Regions from separate parts of the Homo sapiens genome. Here region 1 is linked to region 2. A link is a loop called in an ENCODE intact Hi-C map of the cell type or tissue named here. Cell type or tissue: tibial artery. All regions are shown on one strand.

What was found. A loop is a pair of places that touch in the nucleus more often than their neighbours do. Peaks named below come from ENCODE experiments on the same cell type or tissue, not always from the same donor. Only the 100,000 strongest peaks of a DNase experiment are listed, where the experiment ranks them.
Region 1: it touches region 2 in a loop (5-fold over the local background); 75 of 110 quality-filtered maps call a loop at or near these places.

The regions. Positions count from the first base shown.
Region 1 is chr1:64,231,314-64,233,813 of GRCh38, reverse strand. UBE2U (ubiquitin conjugating enzyme E2 U) reads right to left here. Exons shown (of 10, transcript NM_001366232.2): 7 at 1,165-1,253. Among named protein-coding and RNA genes, the nearest start is that of UBE2U, 29 kb to the right of the region's middle. RefSeq lists an enhancer at 2,414-2,500. In tibial artery, no CTCF peak of the experiment used is centred here; no DNase peak of the experiment used is centred here.
Region 2 is chr1:63,673,423-63,675,922 of GRCh38, reverse strand. The region is part of intron 1 of LOC105378771 (a long non-coding RNA gene); the gene reads right to left. Among named protein-coding and RNA genes, the nearest start is that of PGM1, 81 kb to the right of the region's middle. RefSeq lists an enhancer at 456-957. In tibial artery, a CTCF peak has its summit at 1,335 (motif pointing left); a DNase peak (open chromatin) is centred at 1,252; H3K27ac peaks cover 1,984 bases.

The sequences.
Region 1 (2,500 bases), 560 kb before region 2:
CGTATTTCAGTAAGTGTATGCAGACTGGACAACCTACTTTCATCCAGATAATGAAATAGTACTCTAAAGATCCAGTTAAATGGAACCGGAAAGTTGTCCAGCTCTCTCAATCTGTCTTTTTAGCTCCTGATGTATGATGGTAACAGATGATTTTTCCTTTTAGATTGATATAATTGAACAGCCCTATGTTCTTATGTTTTCTTGTTGAATTTCTACCTAATATTTCTTGTGGCTTAGAGGAGAAATAAAAAGGTTCTCTCTGGTGTGAAAGCTTTTCTCTGGGGTAAAGGAAGTAAAGTAAACCTCATAAGATTGGGAACTTTTCTGTTATTCCTCCAATTGACTATCTTTCTTTCTGGCTTTTAATCAGACTTCAGTCCAGGGCTCTATACAAAAGAACTTTGTATTCTTCTTTGAGAGGCTGAGGCGGGAGGATTGCTTTAGGCCAGGAGTTCCAAACCAGCCTGGACAACATAGTGAGACCCCATCTCTAAAAAGTAAAAATAAGGCCGGGTGTGGTGGCTCACGCCTGTAATCCCAGCACTTTGGGAGGCTGAGGCAGGCGGATCACGAGGTCAGGAGATCAAGACCATCCTGGCTAACACACTGAAACCCCGTCTCTATTAAAAATACAAAAAATTAGCTGGGCGTGGTGGCAGACACCTGTAGTCCCAGCTACTCGAGAGGCTGAGGCAGGAGAATGGCGTGAACCTGGGAGGCGGAGCTTGTAGTGAGCTGAGATTGCGTCACTGCACTCCAGCCTGGGCAACAGAGCCAGACTCCATCTCGAAAAAAAAAAAAAGTAAAAATAAAAAATTAGCCATGCATAGTGGCTTTTGCCTATAATCCTAGCTACTCAGGAGGCTGAAGCAGGAAGATCGCTTGAGTTCAGGAGTTTGAGGCTGCAGTTAGCTATTATTGTGCCACTGCACTCCAGCCTGGATGACAGAGTTAGACTCTGTCTCCAAGACAAAAAGTTAAAATTATTTTTTTTTGAAAAAAAGAACTAAAGTAATAGTTGTTGAATGAATAGTATATAGAGCCTACAGAGAAGTTTATCACTCTTACATAGCAGATGTGTGTCAATTAGTCTTTGAAACCAAGATAAATGTTAACAGATTAACATATACCAAAAGGACATAGGATAAGGATAGTTCACCTTACATGGAGTTCTGTAGTATTCTGTGGCTTTTGATGTAGCTATTCTGGACCATGTCTGGTAGTAATCACTAAATGAGGTTGTTTTAATTGGTCTGAAAATATAAATAAAAATCAGACGATGGGCAGTTTGTAAATTTTCTTTTTAAAATTATTGTACTGCTATATGGACTGTTCACATAATATCTTGTCACAAGATATTAAACTGACTTGCAAATTGTAACATGCATTTTTAACAATTGTATCCAATATACTGATTCCACCAATAATGAATACAAATAACGAAAAAGAAAATGTTCAAATCATATTTCAATGATAAATGTAAATATGGACCCACATGTATATTATAAAAAGAAAAATACAGGTTTAAGACATCTGCCTTTCATGACTAACATTAAAAAAGAACTCTAAGCAAAGCGTTATACCTGTCAATTTCTCATTCTATAAGAAACAATAAACATTTTTCTTGAACTTCAATGCCAAATTCTAGTAAAAAACCCTTATTTCTTATAATGGGGACAGAATACAAGTATTAGAATTGAGATTAGTTTAGTTTTTACAGAGAATCTGGCTATTTTCAAAGAGGGGAAAAACAGCTCTTTTCTAATACTCCTGGGTGCTACTTTCCCCTCCCTGTGCTAATATTAGTATGTCCTAATGGAGAGCAAAGATTGTTATAAGGTGTTAAATGAAAACTATAAAGCAGTCCCTTAAATAACTGCATTTCCAGGCATTTTTCCACAAACTTGCAGAGATTCTCAACACTCTATAAACAAAACATTACTTAAGCATATTTTTTCAGACATGTGAAATCACTAATTAACTGGCTTAAACAGCTGCTTAGACATCCAGTGCAATATGCCTTATGCCTGTTTTCCAATTGAAGTTCTTAGCTCTTTAGAAGAAGAAGCAAGTTTTCAGTCAGAACAAGTATATTAGCATTAGTTTTTAAAGGTAAATCATAGGTACCTTAAATTAAGTATTTGACTCAACTTTTAAATTAATGAGGCATTATCTAAATGTGTTAATTCATTCATTTATTTAAATAACAATTATGCACACCTAAGACTAACATTTTTCGAAAGTGTTGTTACTTTTACAATCACACTTAAGTAGAAATTTGAAACTTGAGGAAGATAAATTAATCATTACTATTATTGCTTCCAGAGCCGCATGCTGTGCTGTAGATGACTAAATGATATACTAAACTAACATGAATTTGCCAATGAAATGTCTCAGCATTTGGCAACAGAGGTAACAAAATGAAAGGCTGCATTATATCTCCTGCATGAAAAAGCTTGTGATCAATTTGCTGTCACAGATCATTTAGCAGACAACAATG
Region 2 (2,500 bases):
GATGGGGAGAGAAAGAGAGAAAGTGCATTCTGGCTTGGAAGGGAACTTATGCTTTGAAGCTGACAAGTATAATTTGTCTTGAGACTGCCAAGCTCTTGGGTTGAGCCTTCATATTGGAAAAAAGAGACAGGCGAGATTAATCTGGGGCCTTCATTACTTACTCCATCTGGCCTGGCTTGGCACAGCCCCTTCCCTCTACAAACTGATTACTCCTTCAAAAGCTTCAGCAGAGTGGTCCCTAATGGGTTCCGACGTGGCAGGAATGGGGCTCACACAGCACAGAGATAAGGGCCCAGCAGCAGGGCCAAAACGCTTCCAGTGCTACAGCCCAGATGCTCCACCACAAAAGAAAGCAACGAACTGAAAGGGAGCCAAGGCCCCTGGGCCAGGGTGAACCTCAGGATTCCCAGGAGCACCTGGCTCCCCACAGTGGGGAGCAGCAGGAGCCGGGCTGACATGGACCGGACTGGTAACGTGGATTATTTGACTGGGGCGAGTTCCAATGACCATGGGCGCTTTTTAATCTGGCTTTACAGTCACACTGGGGATAGGAAGGTGCTCCAGGGAAGAGAAGAAGGTTGTTGTTTTTAGACATTTGCTAGTGAAATCCTGCTGCGGAGGCTTTCTCACATTCCCTCCCCCAGCTCCTTCAGCAGCGCAGTGTGGGAGGGGGAGAGGGAAGGGAACCGATGTTTACTAAGCACCCACTATGCTCCAGGCACAGTGCCAGGTGCACAGTGCCAGGCACTGTTTGATTAATCATTCAGCACAAGCCTGAGAAATAGGTATTACTATTCTTTTTATTGAGAAAAGGTAAGGGCTTTGTCCTAAGTCACACGGTAAGTGACAGAGCCAGGATCTGAACAGGATGGTCTACCTGTGGGTCCGTGTTGGTGGTTGTGCTAGTCTGCACTCACAGCAAGTAGCAGCTGTGGGATTTGAGAGAAAGTATGAATAGGGAGAATCTTCCAAAGCACCAGGAGGTAGCAACTCTGTGGCCTGGGTCTTCTCTCCTAAGAGATTGTAAAATTTAAAAGCTGCAAAGGAGCCTTTGAGCCACTCTTGGAAAGAGAGTTCTTGAACAGAACACCAAACCAGATCCATCATTCGAGTTGGGGAGGAGGGTTGTTTATCTTGGATTGGGGGACTGCCAGTCTCTGGAACAAAGGCTCTGCTTCTCAGCTGCTTTGAACACACAGCTCCTTTAAAAACCTGGCCCTGGGACTTGGCGTCCACGGCTTGAGAGGTCAAGGTCCAGCTCGATAGCTTCCAGGGTCTCAGGGAAGTCAGTGTGGGAGCCTTGATGAGTCAGAGACTGCACAACACTGCCATCTCCTGGGAGCAAGGTCCACTCTGGCCTGGTCAGACAGAATCCCAGCTCAAAATACCTGACTAAATCATGCATGAGGCTCTCTACCACCCCAGGGAACCTTCTGTGGTCACGTTATGAATCAGGATTGCCTGTGTTTGTGTATTAGATTACAAAGCCTGTGGAGATCGAAGGCATGGGTTTCCAAGTCAAACATTCAATCGTTCATTTTTTTTTCATTTGACAAATGTTTACTGAGCACCTATTTTGTGCCAAGCACTGTGCTAGGCACTGAGTACATAAGGATGATCAACATAAATGGTCGTGGCCAGGCGTGGTCTCTCATGCTGCTAATCCCAGCACTTTGGGAGACTGAGGCAGGAGGATCACTTGAGCCCAGGAGTTCAAGACCAGCCTGAGAAACATAGTGAGACCCTATCTCTACAAAAAATAAAACTAGCCAGATGTGGTAGTGCACACCTGCAGTCCCAGCTACTCAGGAGGCTGAGGCAGGAGGATTGCTTGAGCCCAGGAGGTGGAGGTTGCAGTGAGTCATGATTGTACCACTGAACTCCAGCCTGAACAACAGAATGAGACTGTCTCAAAAGAAATAAAAATTTTAAAAAGACAAATGGTCCTTAACTTCATGAAGCGTATAGTCCAGTGGTGAAGATGGACTGTAAATAAGGAATTATCTCGTGAACAAAGAATGTATTCGTTACTACTGCAATGAGTGCTGAGAAGGAAAAGCATTGGTGCTGCAGGAGTTTATATTGGAGAGGAGGATTGTAGGGGGACCCTGGCCTAGTCAGGCAGTCAGGGAAGCCTTTTCTAAAGACATGACCTACATGCAGACAGCTGAAGGATGTATAGGAATTAGCTAAGAACAACATGTGAGGAGGCCATGAGATAAGAAGGAGCCTGGCCTGCTTGAAGAACTAAAAGAACGCCGGGCACGGTGGCTCACGCCTGTAATCCCAGCACTTTGGGAGGCCGAGGCGGGTGGATCACGAGGTCAGAAGTTCAAGACCAGCCTGGCCAAGATGGTGAAACCCTGTCTCTACTAAAAATACAAAAATTATCTGGACATGATGGCGGGCACCTGTAATCCCAGCTACTTGGGAGGCTGAGGCAGAGAATTGCTTGAACCCGGGAGGCAGAGGTTGCAGTGAGCTGAGATCACGCCACTGC